Linked DNA regions of Mus musculus: all the other regions are linked to region 1. The links are chromatin loops, found by intact Hi-C in ENCODE. Cell type or tissue: heart. All regions are shown on one strand.

Evidence for each region. A loop is a pair of places that touch in the nucleus more often than their neighbours do. Peaks named below come from ENCODE experiments on the same cell type or tissue, not always from the same donor. Only the 100,000 strongest peaks of a DNase experiment are listed, where the experiment ranks them.
Region 2: a loop joins it to region 1, with 2.8 times the contacts of the local background. A loop is called at or near these places in 10 of 42 quality-filtered maps.
Region 3: it touches region 1 in a loop (4-fold over the local background); 11 of 42 quality-filtered maps call a loop at or near these places.

Annotation. Positions count from the first base shown.
Region 1 is chr7:58,579,475-58,587,474 of GRCm38, forward strand. No RefSeq gene overlaps it. Among named protein-coding and RNA genes, the nearest start is that of Atp10a, 75 kb to the right of the region's middle. In heart, a CTCF peak has its summit at 4,966 (motif pointing right); no DNase peak of the experiment used is centred here; H3K27ac peaks cover 439 bases.
Region 2 is chr7:58,765,951-58,773,950 of GRCm38, forward strand. All of the region lies in intron 2 of Atp10a (ATPase, class V, type 10A), which reads left to right. Among named protein-coding and RNA genes, the nearest start is that of Gm39019, 39 kb to the left of the region's middle. In heart, CTCF peaks have their summits at 1,485 and 4,549 (motif pointing left); no DNase peak of the experiment used is centred here.
Region 3 is chr7:58,866,747-58,874,746 of GRCm38, forward strand. No RefSeq gene overlaps it. Among named protein-coding and RNA genes, the nearest start is that of Gm39019, 140 kb to the left of the region's middle. In heart, a CTCF peak has its summit at 4,122; no DNase peak of the experiment used is centred here.

The sequences.
Region 1 (8,000 bases):
ACTGGATTCTTGGACTTTGTGTTGGTAGACAGCCATTATCAGACTAGCTCAGCCATACCCTGTAAACTATTCTGTTCCTCCAGAGAATCCTGACTAATAAACACACAAGCCAAAAAAAAAAAACAAACAAAAATAAAACTAAACAAAAAGTTCCTCTTAGGAGATGAGATACAGCTTGGGAGCAAAACTTCACTTCCCAGGTATAAGGGTTTAACCAGTCCTGGCCTGAAGCCAGACACACACATGGATTCCCCAAGTGAGAAGGGATTCTTCGTACAGACCAGAGCACTCTAATAATGTGCCAGCCATGCCTGGCCTGAAGACACTGCTGCACCATCCCTGACTTCCACCAGGCCTCTGCACTTCAAGTGTTGTGGATGGAGCTGCTCCTTTCTCTCTGCTCCTTCACTGTTTTCTCAATGTTCTGGAGTCTGGGAAATAAGATCTAGGGTCCTAAAGGTTTGATTGTCTCAATGAAGCCCAAATCTCTGCTTCTAAATTGGCCTTTGAATGCTGCATCATCTGACCTGGAGAGATAGTATCCTCACATGGTGGGAGGCAAAAGGGGAGTGAGTTAGACACAATATGAACCTCCTGATCTCAGAACCTTCATCCTATGCAAGGGAGAAGTACCTAGGCCTAAGCCCATTAGACTCTGTCTTTGAATATTATCACACTACTCCCAGAGGAGGGTCTCTCAGCCTCAACAGTTCTGTGCAGTAGCAGCTATGATAACCTCAGCTTTTAATGGAAACCTTCAACTACTCTCTTCTGGTGAATGTCACTCATTTGTGCAGTGCATGGTTTAAATGAGAAACTAGACCCCTATTGTTTACTTTGTCTAAAGATACTGCAAAAGCATGATCAATAGATAGTAATGCCAAAACTGAGAAGAAAGCAGATCTTAGGGTGCCCTATACTGAGAGCTGAGAAGGAAATTGGTCCTGGGAGACTTTGATAACAGCTGGGACAAATCCACAGCTTTGCAGCTCCTCCAGGCCCCACCCCTGCCCCTCCCTACCATACACACACAAATTCTCTTCTTATAGGACAGGGACATTAGGAACCTTCTAGTTCTAACAGTCACACCCAAGGATGCTCAGAATCCTTAATGCTCCCAAGAAGGAAATCCATACAAGAGAGCACAGAAAATGTTTGGGAATACATACGACAATGGGACTTGGGATTTTGAAGTAGAGTAGTGTATCACACAGACCCTGTCCCATACCCACACACTCTGCACCTATCCAAAGTAGGGGAAACACATCCTGAATATTGAAATAGCCTGCTGCAGAAGGGAACTGTCATGTCCTGGACTGAGTTTTCTAGGGCTCCTCTCTGCAGGTAGCAAGACAGGGAGGACTGGGTCCCAGTCCTAGTTCCATTGCTCACATGAGACCCTTGAGGCTCCAGAGAAGGGCCAGGAGAGTTAGAGAATTCTACCCATTTCTTTCCTTAAATAACAAGTTTCTTCTCCATTTCTAGCCTCCTCCTGGTCTATCAGGATACCCGCCCACCCCAAAACTAGAGCAGATAGAGGACTTGAGTATAATTCCTAGCACACACTCATGTACACACACACACACACACACACACACACACACACACACACACACACACACACACAAGCTTCTTGCAAACACCAGTATCATTCAGGGGCTGTAACATACTTCAGTGGCATCTGAAAAAAAAAAAAAAGCAAAACAAAACAAAAACCCAGCAGAACCACAGATGGCCTGGCTCTGGTCTTCCTTCTACCTGCCTTTGAGGCCCCTGCCAGGTGAGGACATCTCTTCAGTCATTCAAGTGCAAACCTGACCCTCCCAGATCCAGTCAACTCAGACCCCTCTAGGGCAAGCTTTCGCAACCTCCCCCCCTACACACACCCTTGCAATGAAAGCTGTGGGAACTATGAGTGATCCAACAACACCAGTGAAGCCAGTGCACACCTAGATCCTAAATATGCTGTTGTCTTTCAAATGCTTGGAGGGGCAGGCAATATTGTTTCATTCAAATCATGCAGGTGTACCACAATACCACTACTTTTTATTCTATTTTCCATTGACAGGAATCAGATGTGGTGAATATAACAATTCACTTGTCACAGTGGCCTGTCTTTATGGTGTGCAGGAGGAAAAACAATTGAAACTATTTCAGAAGTCTTGTTATTGGTAGAACAGGAATTTAAAGGGAGAAGCTTGAACATCAGACAAGTGTTTCAGGTTTTACAGCAAGAATATATCCTGTGTGTGTGGATGTTTGCATGTGTATGAGTATGCCTCTGTGTGAATGTTCCTGAGTGTGTGCCTGTGCATGTGTGCAAGTATTCCTGTGTGTGAATATGTGAGTGTGTGTATGTGTGTGTGAGCGAGTGAGAGAGAGAGAGAGAGAGAGAGAGAGAGAGAGAGAGAGAGAGGATGTGTGTATATGAGAATGTGTTTAAGTGTGCATGGGTATGTGAATATACATGTATGTATACATGTGTGAATGAGCATACATGTATATGTGTGTGAGTGTATATGTGTGTGTGTATGAGTGGGCATGTGTGTGAGTAGACATGTGTATTAATATATGTGTACATGTACATGAGTCTTAGAACACATGCCCATTCACATGTATACTCCAGAGGTGAAAACTAGGACCCTACAAATATTTGGAGAGTGGTCTATCCATTGAATACCACCTGGGTTGTTTTTTTAATATCTTTAATTTAAAATCACACATAAAAACAAGAGGAAAAACAGTATTAACTTAATGATGCTTTGTGATATTATATATTTTATTAAACTGGAGATTCGTGGACACCTGAGGAATCTTACATAAGAAATGTTTGCTAATGACAACACTGCTGTGCTGGCAAGAAGGCCCTCTTGGACTGGGCACTGGTGCCTCTGGTGAATGTCACTGGCTGTGAGGACTGAGTGGCTGTAGGCTTCATGCACCATCTGACTTGCCTATCTATATAGAAGCCGTTTCAAACAGAACTTTATGGCCTTAAGAAAAATGAAGGACGAGACCAAGGCCTCTTGGGAAATTAAAACTCTTTAATAGATAAAGGCTTTATAATTTCATTGCTAAATGTTCTTAATCCCCAGGAAAACTTGACAAAATATTCTCAATCTCTGTAAAACTCAGTGTTTGCCACTAAAATATATTGCTCAATAAACTCATCAGATGAAATACATACATGCCGATTCTGACATTATTATAGAAAACAAAGGGGACTCAAGAGATAGAGTTTGGGCATTAATGAATAAAGATCAACCCTGTGTAACAGTCCAATTTATTTTTAAATTTCTATATGCTGGTTCCTCCATATCACTATTAGTTACACACACACACAAACACACACTCCAAATGTATCTTGATGAAGGCTCTCTTAGAACAGAGAATAAGACACAGTCTGCAGACAGCTTCTTACTGTAGCACAGAACATTGCATTATTCTTTTTGGATGGTGTCAAGTTAAGTTTATTTTTATGATAACAAAACTGTTCATGGAAAAGTCACAAGTTATCAAGGGAAATGTTGCCGGAAGGCATGTGAACATACATTCAGAATGCCAGCGGCGTTCTTTAGGAGCTGTAACAACAGTCTGGCCTCTTCCAGAACTTCCAGAGCTAACACAGAACTCTCCTACCTCTTCTAAATCCACTGTAAATGCTGACCCAGAGAAGACTCCTTCAGCAGAAGGTGTGCTGCTGTTAGAAATAAATATAATTCCAACAGAAGGTAGGGGTGCACACCTATAATCTCAGCAGTTAAGAGGCTTGTGAGCATGAGGCCATCCTAGGCTGTGCACAACCAGCGTCTGTAGCAAAATGAGCAAATGAAGAAATCAGGTCTACTCTACTAGATATTCTATGTGAAATTTAATTTGTTTCTACATCCACATCAGAATCCTTGCAGGTCAGAGGCGGGAGTCCAAGGGATGAGGAAATGCTTGTAGGCTGAGTGCACTGTAAGTATTCGGACTGCTTCTCTGAGGCTCTCTTCCCCCTCCATATGACTCTCAGGCTGGAAAGCCAGTGTGTTGTTTCTCATGCCTATGGTTCCCTGGGATTGTAAGAACTCCAATTGGTCCACCCCAACCGCCTCCTTCTATAATGGCCCAAGTATTTGATGGCAAACTATTAGATTTAGACAGTACATGCTCACTCCTCATATACCTTTCTACCAATACAAATTTACAAGCTAGGTATGGTGAGGCATAACACTCAAGAAGCTGAAGCAGGAGAATTTCAAAACCAAGTCGGCCTAGGCACAAAACAAATTCCAAGCCAGCCTGAGCTATACAACAAGACCTTGCTTCAGAGGCAGGAGGTATTTGTTACAAGAATTTTGCCAAGACAGTCAGGAACAGTGTGTTGGCCCTGCTGCCATCTTAGCAGTAGCTTCAAAAGGACAGTTTTAGCTTAGAAAAGCATGCTTTCCTCTTTTAGTGTGACACTTCTCAGAGAACATAGTAAAATAGAACTAAATGTTTTTTATTTAAAAGAAAAAGTCGCACTTTTATTTAAGGCCTACGAGAAGGATCCAGATGAAACGCAAGTCAATGTCAGATCAAGCCACTTTATATATATATATATATATATATATATATATATATATATATATATATATATATATATTAGGTATTTTCCTCATTTACATTTCCAATGCTATCCCAAAAGTCCCCCATACACTCCCCCCCACTCCCCTACCCACTTTTTGGCCCTGGTGTTCCCCTGTACTGGGGCATATAAAGTTTGCATGTCCAATGGGCCTCTCTTTGCAGTGATGGCCGACTAGGCCATCTTTTGATACATATGCAGCTAAAGACAAGAGCTCCGGGGGTACTGGTTAGTTCATAATGTTGTTCCACCTATAGGGTTGCAGCAGATCAAGCCACTTTAATTGCTTGACTTTTCCTCACAGAGGGTTCTGTCATCAGTGGTGTGGGCTGCTCACCACTAGATGGTGCCATTGTCTACAGTGCATGCCTTGCCTCTACACTTTTTGCCTTGGGGAGGGGCGAAGGAAAAATACCGGTTCACTTTAACCTATCATCCTGTATTAAGCATTAGCAAGATGCTTCTGAGTCATGTGCTGCTTCTTCAGAGGTTTTCACCTGAAGTCAGGATCCTCTTGGGTCTTCTCCAGGCTTGGAGGAAGGTGGTGAATTAGCCTCCATCTTAAGGTAGCACAGGTACCAGGAATGCAGCAGGGTGCATCAAGAGGATTTGAAAGAAAGACTCAAATTGAAATTGTTCTGGAGAGAAGCAGTTTTGTAGAGAAGAGTTAACAATGAGCTTGACAGAGGTACTGCATCTGAAGAACATATTCCCCCATAGGAAGATGATCTTAGGGTCTAGAGCCTGGGGTATAGGTACTGGGGACTGTGATCCACAGATTCCCTAGGCTGTCTGGAAGTGTGCCATCCTTGTGCAGTGATGACATAGCACCACATGTCATGCATGTACCACTTTATCCTCTTCCAAATGAAGCAGTGAGTTGAGGCATCTTCTACCTGGTTAAATAACAATGCTGGCTTCATTCCCTACAGGTAGCTTTCTTTGTACATAGACTGAGACCTGGGGAGCAGTTGAGCAGGAACTGCAAGAAATAGATGAGGGCAGAGGTACAAGGAGAACATCACCTCCCAAGCATCACAGAGAAGGCATCTGAGCTGCATGTCCATGAAGGGGCAGGCTGCACTGGTGCCTGTGATTTCTCAAGTGTGTCAATTACTATGAAATGACTAGGGGAAATATTGACTTTGCCATTTTATTGGTGGATTCTGGGGATTGAGCCCAGGGTCTTGTATATGCCAAGCACATATGTTTTACCAGTGAGCTGCAATCCTAGTCCTACTAGCAGTGGCTTTAAAGAGAATCTCAGAACACTTGAACTACTGTCCCAAAGACTAAACTACATGGGAGCGCTTACCTAATGTTGTGCCAAAGGGTGAAAGGAAGAGGTAACAGCAATCGTTTTGGGAACTTCTCAGTTATGTGAAATTTAGGGCTTATAAATTCTCAAAGACAGCCCAGAGGCAGGATCAAGAAGCCCAGGAGCTAGGTGGCAATGGTCCAAGCACTAGGATTTGCCACAGCTTGAGAGTGAGCAATCTGGATTTCATGTATGTGACATCCCCTGCTGTACACAGGACAGTTCCCTCTTTCAGACCAAGAAACAAGAGTGTTCTATAACAGAGCTTGAGTACTTTCCTCTGGGGGTGGAGCAAAGTATGTTTCAGTTTGGCAGTCCCTGTGGGAAAAGCACAGCCACACCCTTCAGGAGAGTAGAGACAAAAAGGCAACTCTGGGGGCTCCTTCTCCTCCCTTCCATTCTCCACAGCATGCAGGCACCACTGTGATCAAATGGGCAAGGCAAGTGTTATTTTAAGAACTGAAATTCTCCAGAACCCTGAAACACTCCAAGAATGTTCAAGGAAAGCTATTTTTATCCTTTGAAGGTTAGGCTAATATTTAATCTTCTCAAAACATCTAATATATTGCATAGATAAGCCCTTCTCTAGGTTCCCAAGAGAAAACTGCATTCACAGTGCAAAGCTTTTACTTTCTAGTGACATGAAATGACATCACCAAGGTGAGTGGAGCCCCTGGGGGATGGTTTAGATCACATGCTTGCAGAGGTCCCGAGTCACTGCAGACATGGGAGGAGATCCCTTCTTCGTGCACTTTTCTCTCTGCCCCGAGACACTAAGGTAACTGAGAAAGTTTAGCATGAGTGATAGAAAGGAAGATATCACCCCTCTATAAGTCAAAGACAAATTATAAACTAAAAGGCAAAAGAGGTTTCATTTGTAAATTTTTTAAAATAATTGTATATTTTTTCTGTCGCTGAGTGAAATTTTGCTTAAGTGTAGAAAATGTTAGTGGTTCGAATTAGTCATAACTGCATGCCACATTTTTTTCTGCAAATCAGAACTGGAGACTGCTTGTCCTTTCAAAGTGGTGTGCACTGTCCACCATTCTGTTATCCTGTGTGAATGTTCACCATACAGAAGGGATATAGTAAAGAGTGGCAGATGTCCACACTTAGATCTTAGGATGCACAGAGGATGAAAGAAAAGAAATGGAAAAAGATTCCAAACATGTGGCGACAGTGACAGAATAGAGGTGGCCACACTTAGACAAGGCAGACTCAAAATCAAAACCCTTAAAATAAAGAAGAGTTTATCTTGGAAAAGTCATTTCAACAAAATAACTAATTATACACATACTAGATGTCAAAGCACCTGAAAGTATAAGGTACCATGGATAGATCTGAAGATGTTGATAACCTAATACCAATAATAATAGGCTTTAGTGCCAGGTTTTCAACAACAGACAGAACAACCAGACAGAAAGTCAATAATTACAGACTTAATTCATGTTATAAACCTAATGGCTCTAACAGGCCTATCTAAAACGTTCCACCTAGGAGCAGAATGTCCATTCCTCCCAAGTGTTTGCAGTAGTCTTCAAGGAAGAATAAATGACTGAAAAATAAGTCATCAGATCCTATATTATATCAAATAACATATCAATTATATCAAATTCCTTCTATACTACAATGAATGAGTCTATAATTTAATGCCAAAAGAAAATGAAACAATTCCTAAGACATGAATAACTAACCTTTGAAAAACCACTAGGCCAAAAAGAAAAAATCAAGACAACATTTAGAAAAAAATCTTGAATCAGATAAAAATAAAATTGTACCAAACCCTACAGGCTCAGCAAAGCAGTCATGAGAGAGATATTAAAAGCAAGAAATACTAAGTTAAAAACAATCTAAGGCTCATAACCTAACTTTATACCTCACGGAATAAAGAGAGGAGGAGGAGAGAAGGAGGAGGAAGAAGAGGAGGAGAGAGAAGGAAGAAGAAAACCAACTAGCTAAGCTGACAGAAGGAAGGAAATAAAAAAATAGAAATGAATGTGATAAAGACTAGAAAACTTACCTTAGGACTAACCAAGTGAACAAGTTTTATTTTTATCTTAAAATTCATTA
Region 2 (8,000 bases), 190 kb after region 1:
AGAGGGGACCCTTCTCTCTGTGTGTGCTCTGTGTGGAATCACTATAATCTGTATTTTAGGACTGAGATTTTCTAACCTCCCTATTGACTCTCAGCTGGGTAGCTATTTTAACTCAAGGTTACACGGTACCCCCTATGCAGTCTCCATGCTGAGGATCTTTCTTTCGGTTCCCTCATTCTCTTGGGGGTGCAGTTCTCCATGAACTCATTTTTAAAAAAACCTCTTTATAGGCGTAGTCTATATCTCAAGCCTCTCGGCCTTTTAATATATTGAGCTAATGATGGGGAAACTGAGGTTGAAAATGAGATTAAATGAATAGTCAGCTTCTTCCATGATGCGAAGATGGTCCCAGATTATCCCTGGGAATTTAGTGTAACCACAGAAGCGAAAGGTCAATTATCAAAGTGACTCCACAAGAGAAAGGATCACTCTTCCCAGTGTTGATTGTGAAAATGAATAGAATCCCAAAGCCCAGGGTGATGGTGGATTCTCTGCTGGAGTTTTCTTTGGCTCAGAGCCTGTACCTTGACTTCAGCCCAGAGAGCAGCTAGGTACCAGACTTGTGTTGCTTTCTGAGTCCTATCTGTGGTTATTTGATGCAGTGACAGTAAAGTGAATACAAACCCCCTAGGGTATAGAATTTGTTCCATTAGGCACACTCAGGTGTTCCTTCTCCTCTTTCAGAGCGAGTAAGCCTGTGAGTTAAAGGGGCCCCGGCAAGACCTGACCTCAGCTTTCTTGAGTTTCTGCCTTATGTGGGTCCTGGCTTGATGCCTCTTCATCTTTTGCTAAAGTTGGTGTTTGGGATAAGTGACTTTAGCATTCAGTCCCAGCATGTCCTTGTGTGAAGCTGGAGCTCTGGTCTAGATTGCTGGGCTGATTTGCCTTTTGAAGCTGATGGAGGAGCTAATCTGGATGTGGTCTAGAATGTCATATCCCAGCTGCCATCTGTGTGGCCATTCTCCAAGTTGGATTCAGAATGCATTAGCTGCCTGTCTTTTTCTATCCCTCATCTTAATTTTCCTCAAAAATACCTGTGAGAGAAATGTACTATTGCTTTCTAATAAGTAAACCTGAGGCCTCCATTGCTTTCTACCTCTAGGTACCTGTCCCTCTGTCTCTGGGTCCTAGAAATCTTCCTTTCAATTCAGCTATTCTCTGGGATGCAGTTCTTTATGGCCTCATTTAAAAAAAAAAAAGAAACAAAAAGAAAAAGAAAACAAACAAACAAACAAACAAAACAACCTCACGGGTGTTTCCTAGGTCTGTCTCAGCAGGATAGCCTTTTCTCGCACCAGGCGATGGGCTCACTGGTCTCTAAGACACGTAGGTCACAGACCTCAGCCCGTCTTTGCTAATGTCATCCCTGCCACTGTTAGTGATGGAAGAGGCACAAAGTAGTTATTGGCTGTGAGACAGAACAGAGTAGAGCCTGGACTTGTGCCCTGGCTGTGCAGTTTAGCTCAGCAGCGCCACTGCAGAGTGCTTCCTGCGGCGGCACCGTGCTGGAATAAGTACAGACTCTTTCAAGCCAGCTATCTTAAAGAACAGCCCTCATTTCAGGACTGGGTGAAACAGCATTCATTACTTGCTATCTAAATGCACAATCAGTCTTTGATGCACTTAAACACATTTGATAAAAGGTAATGTGGGGTTCTGCTGACAACTGGCCCACTAAAGCAGCATGAAGTATTTGTGGCCAAGAGGGAAAGAAAGGCTTTGATTTTGAGAATTCAGGCTCAAGCACGGTACTCTGAGCCTTTTGATTTTTGCTACCATCTAAATGGAGCTTCTAGGGTTCTGGGCTGTGAACCAGCCAGGAGGCAAGAGAACAAAGGACTAAAAGGTGGGAAGGGAGAGGAGGGAACGGCTCCTACAAGCAGAACGGAATCAGGGAAAAGCTGGCTTTCTACTCTCAAAGAAATGTCCCTTTAATCTCTAATACTTGGGTTTATGACAAGAAAATTTGCAGTTAGAAGAGAAATGTGTAAAGACCCAGACTCTCGTCCTCAATACCTATCAGATATGTTGGGCTTCCTGGAGGCCCCCAATGGTATGGACATGTGTGAAGTTGTCCCTGAAGAAGGACCTGATGCTCTTCTTGGGGCATCTGCTTTGATACCCTGGAAATGATGATGCCAGGAAATGGTGAGACCCACATAGAACTGTGAGACCCACCAGAACATATACTATGTCACTTGTATGCATGAGCATAATAGAAGTACCTTAAATAGCACCATCACAGCAATTGTGGTATATTAAATTTAATTTAAATGGGAGGAATGTCATCTGAACACATACCTATTTAACAAACAGGCTTGAATTCCCTCCTACATGTCAGAGGAGCCATAATGGACTGGACCCATAACTTCCTTAACAAGTTGAAGATTTTGATTAGTCCAACCAATGCTGGCAAAGTTCACCCACTCATTGGTTCACCCACTCATTTAGTATAGTATTGGCCCAGTGGCCTCCTGGGAAATCTCGCAACACTGCCAGGCTTGTGTGCAGCACAGATTGCTTTCCAAGTGCAGAAGTAGAATGGGGTAATTACTTCATCAATTTGGGTTAAAATGCTTGCCTAAATTAGATCAGTATTTTTCACACACTGTCAAGAGATATAGAACGAGATTACAGGCTGTGGAGAAATCATCTTACATTTTTTTTGAGATGAAACATGCTTGGCCTTGTAAAAGAAAAGGCTTTGGTGTTTGGAACTATGGGGAATCTCTCGTAGCCTCTTAACAGTCGTACCTTCCCCAGTGCCAGGCAAAGCCTGTCTACTGTTGACAAACAGCAGTCAATACGCGTTCTACCTCTTTATCCCCAATGAGTCCACTGCAGAGGTTTGTGGTAATGCAGAAGAGTATGGAACATAAGCAGGCATTACCTCTTGACCATCCCTAAACATCAAGTTCTGTGGTGGCTCATGGGGTACAGAGTTCTTGTTCTCAAGGGACCTGTGGTCCAGTGAAGGAGCCATAGGTCTTCTCAGCCTTTCCCAGAGAAGCAGGAGGCTAATATGCATGTGCTCTCTTTCTCCCTCTCTCCCTCCTCCCTCCCCCCTCTCTCTCCCTTTCCCTCTCCCTCCCCCCCCTCTCTCTCTCCTCCTTTTCTCTGTCTCTGTCTTTGTGTGTGTTCGTGTTTGTGTGTGTATACCTGGGGTAGATGGAGGGCATTGTGCAAGTTCCAAACAGTGGCACTTGCCTGCTGTCTTTAGGATGCTATCAGAAGTTCCTGGGAAGACAGCAGCTTAGGTACCAGAGCAGCTATCCATTTTCGTAGAGAGAGAATGCGAGGAGAGCTATCCCAATCACTGGGGCAGGAATGAGGACAGGGAAGGTGGTCAGGATAGTTACCCTGACAGATTCTCACCACTGTCTTGAAATATGTTTTTGTTTCTAGGAAATAGCAGAAAAATACTTCTGTGCTCAGGCTAGCCTGGCCCAAGCCTATGGCAAGTGTTAAGACCTAATAATACAGGAAACCAGTCAGAGACATTGTTCCAGGCAGCGAACATTTAGGGGCTGATGTCCAGAGGTGGCATACAGACTGAAGGTAAAGGAAGGACCTGGAGTTTCTTTTGGCCTAGGATTGTTCTGACAAGTGATAGTGAGGATGTTTTCGGGATAGGGTCCTGATAGAACAGAATGAAGTGTTTTCCAAACGTGCTTATTGCAGAAGTAGGCAGTGGTTCTGGCCAGCTAGGAGGTGCTGCTGCACACAGCATCCCTTCTCACCAGGGCCAGTGTCATGAAACGACCTTGACAGGAGGTCTCCCTCTTAATTCTACCTCGTAGCTCGTCAAGATTCTTGTAGGCAGTGCTGTACCGGAGGCACAGAATGTGCACCTGTGCAGTCCTTACACTTCATCAGCTAAGCCTAAAGATTAGCCTATTTCACTTCTGTGAACTGGAAATGTCCTTTTGGTTGCCACTACTGCTGTAGTAAGATGCAGAAAATCTGCTTTGCATTCACTGAATAATTATGAGTAATTTAATTAATGCAAGTGTGAAATGCCAGTTTACTGTTGGGAATTGGTTCCAAGGTTCCCCACCTCCATCCTGAGGATATAAAAATCTGCAGGTGCTCATGTCCTTTGTCAGGAATAGCACACATGTCCATAGTACGTGTTTTGATCCTCCTGAATACTTTAAATCATCAGCTTTAAAGAAGTGGATGGAGCATTAGGAAGATACCCTGCTTTGGAGGCTTCGGGTGTCTCTGAAAGAAAGGAGTAGCACTTACTTTGATGACTTTGCTTCATAGAATGATGCAGTTTCTAGCAGAATTGCAAGTTCAAGGAAAGGGGAAGAGGACTCTCAGCTGCATCGCCATGCCACTTCTTTCTTTCCAGCTAGTAAGGTCCACCTATGTTATTTCATGTACTGAACATTCAGAGCCATCAGAAGAACAGCCACTTGGAGCATTACACAGCCAGGGAGCTATGTAGCAACTGCTATCCAGTGGCGGAACCTTCCCTATAGTCAGTTGCAGTGAATCCCAGACTATTGCCCTCTTGTGGCCAAATTGCTGAAGGCTGCAGCTTCAGCTCAAGGCTGGTCTGTGCATGTGAGCATCACCCTTGTAGGAATTACTGCTTCTGTAACACTGAGCAGCCATCACGATCATCCTCCTTCTTTTAGAGAAATTTTAGAATCTACTGCACAGTTACTGGTGTATTAGATATAGTATGGTCTCATTTTAAGGCAACATCAAGTGTCTATCTCTGGTGAAACTGGGTGTCTCCGATGACAAGGCAGCTCTAGTTATTGCAGGGCCTCTTTGACCTTGGTCAAACCCTTAAGAATGCTAACTTCTCAGTGGTGTAGAAACTGAGGTGGGTGGAGAGATGGCTCAGGAATTTAGATCATGTCCTGCTCTTGTGGAAGACCCCTGTTCAGTATCCAGCACCCATCATCCACATTCAGGCTCTGACTCTAGCTTTAGGGGGATCTGAAACCCTTTTCTGTCATGAGAGAGCACTTGCACTCATGAGTACATATCCACACAGAGACATAACTAAAAATAATACATTCTTAAAAAAAAACAAAAAACAAAAAAACTCTCCCAGCAGAGCTCTGAAGGAGCACTGCCCAAGCTCAACCCCTGATATTTTTGTGTTATCAAATATTTGTTACTAGGTTGACCATGCTGACCCTGATGTAAGCAATGAGACTTTCAAAATTCATTTGTATTGGCTGTGGGTGTGGCTCATGATAATGCATGTTCCTTGTGTAATCAAGACATTGGGCCCAGTCCCTAGAAAAAAGTTGAAAGTTAACAAAACTAATTAAAAAATAAAAACAGAAGAGGTAGATACAGACAAAATTGCCCACATACTCAGTTGTCTATTGTGTCACACATGCTAAATAGGGACCTAGGATCCTACAGAGGCTGAACAGGTACCTAGGGTCTCACAAATGCTGGAGAGAGATCTAGGATTTCTTATAGGCTCGACAGGTACCTGGGGTTTCTCATAGTCTGGACAGATGTGGTAAGGTCTCACGGAAGCTGGGGAGATATGCTAGGGTCTCATTGAGGCTGTAGAGATGTGCTAGGGTCTCATATAGGCTAGACAGGCACCTAGGATCTCATATTTTGGACAAATGTGCTAGGATCTCACATAGGCTGCACAGATGTGCCAGGGTCTCATACAGGCTGTACACAGGGTCTCACATATGCTAGACAGATGCCTAGGGTCTCATATAGGCTGGACAGCTATGCTGGGATTTTACAGAGACTGGACAGGTGCTCTTCCACTGAGTTCCATCTCCAGGGTGAGAGACATTTTAAATGAGAAACTGAAGTGGCCTTAGTATGGTTTGTTGGGGCTGCCACAGACTTCAGGGTGAACCAACAGACACGTTCATGGTTCTAAAAACGGAAAGTCTGAGTCGAAAGGATCAACAGTTTAATTGATGTCTCCTGAGACTTCTCCCATGGGTATCTTTCCCCTATAGACTCATCTTTGCCCTACCTACCCTCACTCCATGTGCCTGTGTCATATCTGCTTTTGATTATAAGGGCACCAGTGCTATTGGATTGGGCCTAGCCTCATGACCTCATTTAGTTTAATTAATTGTCTATAGGGCCTGTCTCCAAACACAAGCACATTCTGTATTCCTGAAGGTTATCACCTCAACCCGTGCATTCTGTGCACGAGAGGAGTGCAGTTCAGCTCCTAATAGACTGAAGATTCCTCCAGTTTTAAAGTCCTCCCCAGTTCCAGATGAAACAAGATTCTGGGCCCTGGGCATGTGTGCTTCCCAAGACACATGGTTGGGACAGAGCATTACAAATGCAGTAATGAAGCCCTGGGGACAGAATGTCCTACTGTTTTCAAGCTGTGCATATTGCTTTTTTTTTCCTTAGTGAGAATGAATAATAAACAGAAATGGAATATTTTAAGTCATACCTTCTTTGTATGCCAAAATTCATCCTGGCATTCTTCAGAGGCTACTCCCTTCATGGCCCTCTTGTATGCTGTATCTGCCAGTGTCTGCTATGGGAAAAAAGCAGTCCTCTAGTGTCACCATAATTCATAAAGCTTTAAATAAACACTAGAAGCTGAAGTAGAGCCTGACTCTGCAAATGGAATGCAAGGCTATTTCAGTAAAGGAGAGAGACTTGTGATGACTAAGAGACTTTAAGAAAAGCCCTTGTAAGCTGGGTGGTGGTGGCGCACGCCTTTAATCCCAGCACTTGGGAGGCAGAGGCAGGCGGATTTCTGAGTTCGAGGCCAGCCTGATCTACAGAGTGAGTTCTAGGACAGCCAGGGCTACACAGAAAAACCCTGTCTCAAACAACAACAACAACAAAACAAACAAAAAAAAAAAAAGAAGAAGAAGAAAGAAAGAAAAGAAAAGCCTTTGTAAATGGCATTCCATGACCCAAAGGCGGAGCTCAGTGGTAGACCACCTTTGTAATACCAGAGGTTCAAATCCTAGTACTTCACAATAAATGAAAACTTAAATATTTCAAAATTAGCTATTGTACTGGGGCTAGTATTGCCAGATAATTCCTCCTTAAGGTACACGGGGCACAATAGGAAACATTAAAATGTGACTTTTGAGTAATTTCCTCTATGGCTATATTGTGTTCAGGGAGATACATTGTGATACATTGTTGTGATGGAATACAATTTACCTGGATTGATGTCAGCACTAAATGTATCCTTTTTGTGATGTTTCAGCCTGGTTTTCCAGTGATGCATATGAGCAAAGACAGCTCAATGGGTTTTTTTTTTTTTTTTTTTTTTTTTTTGTTTTGTTTTGTTTTGTGACACTTGACAGAAAATCCAATGAACCTGACCAGAGGCTGATTGGAAAAAAAAAGAGAGAAAGAAACAAATCCCTCGGTTTCACTGGGCTCATTAGAGTTGTTGACTCCATATTTCTCCTTTATTATCTTTCCCCTTCTTCTCCTTCTTACCTCTTTGGAGGAGGCGCCATCTTTTCCACCAATGGAAAGATCTAAACATTCTCTTTACAGTGAGTTGCCATTTCTTTTACAGCACAGTCATGGTGAAGGCGCTGAGCTCTTTGCTCATACGTGGCTATTTAAATTCTTTCTGGCAAAGGTCAAGGAAGAATCTTTAGAGCACATCGAGCAAATGGGATTTTAGCACAAATTCATATTTCCAAGTAGGAATTACTCCTCTAAATTGCTATGAAGAATTAGAAAGGCTCTTATGTGTCTCGGGAAACCACACCCATCCCTTTTCCTTGCTGGTGCCTCCTTTTCTGTTATCTCAGCCTCTGATTTTGCATTAGAACTAATCATTTCATCTCACTATCCACAAGTCTGTTCATAGTTAAAACAATTAGTTATTGTTTGGTATTAAAATGAGAAAACATGCATTAAGCACTGGCTGTGTGGCATTCTGTAGAAACTCTAGCCAGAGTCCATGATGGTTTCCCTACTATGGGTGTGAAGCAGATGAACAAGAGCCTTTTAGACCAGAGCCTAGGTTTCTCTAATGTGTATGTACTATTATT
Region 3 (8,000 bases), 290 kb after region 1:
TTTGGCAATAAAGCTTCAGAACTTGTTCCATTCCAACTACTCTGGACCAGAAAAGCTCAGTCATTTTGTGAACACTAAGATAAATCCATCAAGCCTTATAATCTATTTATAAGGGCCCCTGTGCTTGCTTTCTCCCTCTATTATTATAAAGTCATCTTTGGTCTCAGCCTATATAATAATGAGAAATGCTTGCCTGCCGTTACTTAGTTCTGGATACTGTGCCTCTGTGGGAGGGGACTTTGTGAAAAAAGAAAGGCATGGGCAAGCTGAATGCAGCCTTGCTGTGGGGTGCAAGATTTAATGGAACTGAAGACAGACGGGGAGAATGACACCCTCTCACCAAGCTGTCCTTTGTTCCAAGGAAAGAAGGTTAGAGGTCCTCCTATTATCCATGAGCAGTCTCTGCTCTGATGAGCAGGACTCTTCTATCTTCATTGTTTCCCTTCTCCTTCCTGCCTTCACTGATGTTTGGATTATAATGTGTTAGTGATTATGTTCAAGTTACCAATAATTTATTGGTGTAGTATTAAGAAAGACATTAAAAACATTTCCCCTTGAAGTCTCTTAAGCAAGAGTGAAACAAGATTTGAATTCTTTACTTCAAACTCCCCATGTCTTCCATTCGCTGTCTGTTGTGTGAGCTTAAATCTGTGCCTGCCTGAAGGCTGCACTATGAATCAGTTTGTTCCTGTGTCTGTGCATGTCTTTTCCTGTGTGTATGTCTATTATGTGAACTGTGTGTCTGTCTGTCATGTGTCTGTGTGATTATGTCTGTCTTTCGCTGTTCATTAGAAAGGGCTTCACTTTGTCCTTATTGAACAGCATAGAAAGTATTACATGAGGAAGGATAGGATATTTTACAGAAATCTTTAACAATTTTACAAGGGATTTGGTCACTGGATCAACTGGCCCAGATTACACAAATCATCATTTATCAATGAATATCTACAAACAGATGCTTTCAGCCTTTATAGTAGATTTTAGGAAGCTGCTTTCAACTTCTTTTTCAACTTATTTGCTGCAAATGATAGAGATGCACTATCTAGCTCAGGGGCATGGAAGAGAGCAAAGCTTAAGATTACAGCTATACATTAGCTGAGGTTGTAAAAGTTTATTATATGAGAAATCCAAGGCAAGTAAGGTTGATTGTACATTGTTTTCTTAAAACAGGTTGAACATAGTAGGACAGTAATCTTACGTCTCAATTGACCTCAAAATGTATTATTAACCATGGTTGTGAGATTGAGCAAAAAATGTTCCAGTCTCTTAGAAAGCAATAACTCTTTTCATGATATTGCTTTTCCACACAGTGCTCCTTTCCTTCTCTTGTTGGTAGTTTCAGCTTGATGGTCATAAGTGTTGAGACTTAGCATCAACCTAACAGTTGAGTTAGGTGGAAGCTACTTGCAAAAGGATGCTACTTCTCAGAGCTCTTGAACATGGTACCTCCATCACTGATTGTTTTCCTTCCTTCCCCCTACTCCCTTCTCTTTCCTTCACCTCCACAGAATGCTGGTGTCCTCTGATATCTTACAGAAAGGATTATACTACTTTTTTGCATCTTTTCTTATGTAATAACAACAATAACTATATCATCATTTACAAAATTGGTATCTGTGAGGTATATTCAGTTTCTTAGGGGCAATTCATAGACTGGGGAGCCTCAAACCAGTTAAAAGACAAAATACTGAGGGATATACAATAATAAAGATATTGACTTAACTCTTTCTTTTAAACCAGGACACTGAACTGTGAACTACAGGGTCATCGAAGACATTCCCAAAGTAAACTCAAATTAATTATCATATTATGCCTTCTGTTGAAATGGAATTTCCATTTATAATACTAATATTGGTTAGTTGGGTTTTTGAAAAAGCATATTCAAAGTAGAAAGCAGTTTATGTAAAGAAAAGAAGGGTAGGTAGGAGTGTTAGCTGGTTTGGGGGAAATACTATTCATTAGATTATGGGACTTCTATGTGGAAATTGTTGTTTGACAATGTATATTAATTAGTAAAGGGAGAGTTGCTAAAGTGAACGTGTTGGCAAACACGTGTGTATGTTTGTTTGTTTGTTTGATGTGGCATTGCCATGTCTCTAGGCTCTTGAAGCTTTGTCAAGGAGGCTACAGTGGATGTAAGCAGAATACTCATGCTAATTATTATCACAAAGGTCAACGAGCAGAGAAAGGGCCTACATATTTTTATTATATTATATTTTATTTTACTGTATGTATGTATGTAATTTTTTTATTTCTTACATCTCAATCGCTGCCTTCCTTCCCAGTCCCCCCTCACAAAGACTCTACCTTTTCTTGTGAGAGGGTGGGGCTCCCTGGGTATCCCTCAACCCAGGCATATTAAGTCCCTATAGAGTTAGGTGCATCCTCTCCTACTGAGGCCAGACAAGGCAGCAAAGGCTGCATCTTAAAAGTGTTCTTTGTTTAGAGGGCAGGTGATCTGAGAAGGTAACAGATCATCTTTACATCTCATTTTTAGCCAGCAGACTTTATAGGAATCAGGGTTGGACTGGGGAACAAAAGTGTTTATTTTCAAATTTCATCTCCCCCATCTGCCCAGGTGGTCAGCCCCTCTCCTTATCATCCCTTGCATCCTTTTTTTTTTTTTTGTTTTTTGTTTTTGTTTTGTTTTGTTTTGTTTTGTTTTTTTGTTCTCTTGTTTTTGGGCTCAGACACTTCTTGAAATATTTAGCCTAGTTAGTGTAGATGCTTAGAAAAAACCAGCCTGTCTGACACCTTGATCCTCAACTTTTTAAACCTTCCTGCTAACCAACTGTAAATGGCAAACAATAGGGTGACATGTCTGAAAGTACATACTATACAATACTTGGGTGATGACAATTTTGACATGGTCTCTGACTTTGACATTAGAGTCTAGGAGGCACACATAGTTTCTGACTTCAGTGCTAGAATCTCAGAGGCATCCATGGCTTCTGAGTTCAGCCTCAGGATTTTGGATACAAGTATGGCTTCTAGCTTGAGTAAGAGTCTCTCTCAAGCCTTGTCTGATCCTAGTGTTCTAATAACTAAGACAAAGAAGGCATTTCCATTCACAACAGAATTGGTGGGTAAAGTCTAGCTACTCATTCTCACGAACTTTACATTTTTGACACTCAAAGTAACTGGGAAGATAATGTTATTCATTGTGAAATAGAATGGAAACTCCAGATATGTGTCCTCTTTTGAAAGCTCTGGAACAGGCCCTTGGATTGACCACATGGAAATGAACCTCATTAAAATCAAGAGACAGATCATAGGAGCTTCTGATATACCCCATAACTCTCCATGGCCATTCCTTTTCCCCTAGAACTAGAAATGAGCTCCTGAGTTTACAGAGCAGCAAGGCCAATGTGATACTTTTGATGCTTAAGAATGTCTCCTCTAGAAATACACTTGGTCTGAGGATGCAGCAGTTTAATGTTTCATCTATGAAGCCTAAGGAACAAAAGGGGGAAGAAATAAGATGGCAATTAGTTCATAGCGAATTCCTTGCAAACCAGAACCTTTCAAATCCTCTCATCCCACTTCCATCAGTGTTCTATGAGGCTTTACCTTGATATATATTTTTCTAAACAGAAAAGCAACCCTTACTGTGAGTTTGCAACACTCCCCTCAGCTACTCTGCTGATACTTCGGTGGCCCTCAAATTACCGTTCTGTCTGTAATTGTACTTCCAGAATTGATAACCCCTTGGGCTTGAAGAGAGGATCCCTTCCTGGGATTAGTTACAACCGTAAGTTGGACTTGAGTAGAGATTAGTTGTAGCATCTCATCCTACACATACCACAATCTTTCCAATGGCCTTTTTTTTTTTTTTTTTTTTTTTTTTTGGTAGGGCTATTGCTAAATGGTGTATTGGACTGCTGTGATCTCAGTAACAACATGGGCCTCTAGGCCATATGCTATGTTCTTTCAGCCCTCCTCCAGTGGGCTAAGATCTACTCACAATGGTATTTCTGCCCCTTCCATAAGCCTTTCTATCTTTTCTTTCTATACTCAGTGTTGTCTGTTAAGAAGGCTTTTGTTTCTCAATGCAAAGTTCACACCAAGTATGACTTATCAGGATTTTTCAAGGCTATGTCTCTGGAGGCAGTTTCAAGCACCATCTGGCTGTTAAAGAAAGGAATTGCACAGTCCACTACTTGTGAAGAGATACCATTGTCCCTGGCACCGGCCCATTGTGAATAATGGCTTCCCATCTTTCAAAGAACTCACAGAAATTGTGCTTAGAGGTTGACCATGCTTCACTGTGCCTTGTAACTGTACTAGCCAATGTCCCCAATGCATGCTCATCTCCCTTGTGAGGGAGTCTATGTAAAATGTTCATCAATCAGCCCATATCATGGTGCAAAACTATTTCCAGTAATTATTTGCTTCTCATATTCCTATAATTTTCACTTTCCTTCAGTCTCTTCACTCCTCTTCTGGCTCACTCCTTTCCAATTTTGCAAGCCCGATTATGTTCTCTCTCTTTATTATTTCATCACAAACCTTGGTAACCTTTAGATCTTTGTTGTAGCTGCCCTACTCCATCAAATACATTAAATTTCTAGTTCCTCTAACAAGTGGTCAGCACTAGTTCCTAGCCAGCTGAAGAGAGGTTCTCCGGTGGTCTCTGAAACTGATAGGAGATTCTTTCTAACCCCTGAGCAGTGCATGTTATCAGGATTTATCAGTAGCTAGTCCTCAAACAGCATGGGCATAGCAAAACCAATTTATTTTAGAAAGTGAACATTCCCTGATCTTTTTCTAATACAACCATAGGAAGCTAAGTTCATTAGTTTAGAAACCCTGCTTTCACTAGCTGACCCTGTGATACCCATTATCTACATGTGTACAGGGAAGCATCACCTATGGGTCAGGAGAGGATTTGCCTCTCCACTTTCATGATCACTCACTAGAGATCTGCATTGCAAACAACAATCCTCAAATATACCTTCAACTCAATTCCTACTCTGAACTTTACACTGAGGTGGAGAGGAGATAGAAGACTCACAAATATTTGCTTGTATTAAATGTTTATCAATTATATTAACAAGAAAGTCATGAGTTTAAGTTACTCTTCAGTTATAAAACATGACCATGGTCCAGGTAAGACTCAGTGTCATTTCTGTTTTCAAACTTCTTCCTTCTAAGCTGCACTCGTTTCATGCCCATGGTCCATTCACTGGAGATAGAAGATATATGATTAAGAAGATTCTATCTTCCACCTGTCAGAATGGCTAACATTAACAACGTAAGTGACAGCTTATGCTAGTAAGACGTGGAATAGTGGGAACACTCCTCCATTGCTGGTGTGAGTGTAGACTTGCACAACCACTATGGAAATCAGTGTGATGGTTTCTCTGGAAGACAGGAATTAATCTATCTCAAAACCCAGCTATATCATTCTTGGACGTATACTCAAAGGGCATTTACCCAAACATGTTCATTATTGTTTTATTCATAATACCCAGAAATTGGAAACAATGTAGGTATCCCTCAACTGAAGAATGGATTTTCTTTAAATGTGGTATACTTAAAACAGTGGAGTATTATACAACTGTTGAAGGGAGGTAGGGAGAGGGTGAAAAGGGTGAAGAAGAGAGGGAGGAGATGCTGAGAGGGGAGGGAAATGAAACTGTAGGTAAAGATGTAGTATATGAGAGAAGATCAAAAAATAAGAAAGGAAAAAAGATAAAACATTAAAAAAAAAAGAAGGAAAGAAATGGCATCAGGAAATGTGCAGGCAAATGGATGGAACTAGATAAAGTCATCCTCACTGAGTTAACTCAGATCCACAAAGATAAATATGCTTATATATCAATATTAGGCATCAAGTAAATGATAAACAGCTGCACTGTGTCTACTTCTCCCTGGGGTATCCAAACTTGTTATACACTAGTCTGGAATGGAGTGAGGGAAGCAGTACAGTATCTTGGATGGTGATGAGTGCACAGGTAAAGAATACAACCCTGAAACAGCTTTGGAGAACTAGTTCAGTTTATTGTGTGTGGGGGGTGGATGTTTATGCCTCTGAAGAGGTGGCTAGGGTCTCCGGGATGGATGGGGTCTTTGTGCAGCCATGTACCATTGACTAGGGCAGGGGTGTTGGAAGATGTTTCATTTGCATACTCAGAGGCTGTAGGGTGTATGTGGGTGGGGTGGGGGATTTAAGGCCTATTCCATGAGATGAAGGCCATATTTGACACTGCCTAGGTTACCTACGACTAGATAGCCCAGAGATATAAAAGAAAACCAACAACAAGAATATAAGTAGTAATAATATTACTCCTAATAATATTCTGCTGTACTCATAGATCAGTGCCTTATTCAGCCATTATTAGAAAAGTTTCCTCCTGCAGTAGATGGACAATTGCAGAGACCCACACCCAGACATTACACACACACACACACACACACACACACACACACACACACACACACACACACACTGCAGAGCAGGGGAGGTTGGAACAGTGATGTCTCTTTCAAATCTGTCTCTTCCAAGCTCAGGTAACTGTTGGGGAGTAGGGGGAGGAGAAAGGAGATAGGGGATTTTCAGAGAGGAAACTAGAAAAAGGGATAACATTTGAAATGTAAATAAAGAAAATATCTGATTAAAATGCAAAAAAAAAAAGAGGTAGAAAAATGTGAGAGCTAAAAGAAATGTAAAACACTATAAGAACATGAACAAAGCACATATGAATTCATAAAGACTGGGACTCCAAGCACAGAGCCTGCATAGGTCTCAACCAGTGCTCTGCATGTATACTATAGCTTTTAGTTTAGTGTTCTTGTGAGACTCCCAAGTGTATGAACAAGTAGGTCTCTGATTCTATGCCTTCTTTTGGGCTTATTTTTTCTTTTGTTGGCTTGCTTTGTCCTTGATGTTATGGGTTTTTATTTTTTTTATCTTAATGTATTTTATTTTGCTAAAAATTGAATGGTTTGTTTAATAAAGCTTTTCAATCCCAGCATGCATTGGACACAACTACCCATCACCCAGCGTCAGTGATCCTACAAGTCCTATTCAGCACACTGGCCCTCCAAATGGAGCAGAGAGATGTTTCATCCTCTCTGCTTCATGAATGTGGCCTCCCATATGAACCACTTTTCATTACTGGTGTCCATCTATATGGCTGCCCAAGTCCCCATGTGCACATATAAACTGCCTTCTAAGCAGGAATGTTTCCAAGGTCTCATAGGCAAGTTAGTGAAGGCAAAAACATGTGCTAAGAATAAACATCCCAAGTGGAATAATGAGATTGGATAATGTGCAAAGCACAGCCCCACTGAGCAGGAGAAGATGTCTCTTTCTGTCCCACATGGTTAGTGGGTCTTGTCTGGGCTTTGGGGGATAATTTTCAAATCAAGCTAAAGAGGTTCAGGGAAGTGTTAGGAACAGAGTGCCAGCTGAAATTCCATCTCATTCCCATTAAAGATTATACTTTTGAGTACGATGCCTAAATCTTCTCATTTTGTATGGAAGAACAGCTGATATACCCAACAATCTGGGTCACAGGCTGGGGTAGACAGGATCTGGTCAAGAGCCTATGTTAGAAAAATTCTTCTCATATGAAAGAAGAATGCAAACTATGATGACAAAAAATTATTTTGAAAAGGTCAGAAGGCCATGAAATCTAAGAGGAATGCATAATAATGGGCATGCACAAAACCAGAGAAAAGCCAAAGACCTGCAAAGTGAAGTGAGTAGAAGTTCAAGCACGGCAGGGGAAGGGTATGGGGGCTTTGGGGATAGCATTTGAAATATAAATGAAGAAAATATCTAACAAAAAAAAAGAAGTTCGCATGTTTCAATAAAATAGATATTGTGTAGGCCGGGGACATGGGAATTCTGCAGGGGAAGATGCACGGACTACTGAATAGGAGACAAGACATCCTGGGTATATACTCAACCCAATGTGGTGAGAGCTGCAAGGGCAGTGTGTGTGTGTGTGTGTGTGTGTGTGTGTGTGTGTGTGTGTGTGTGTGTGCATGCA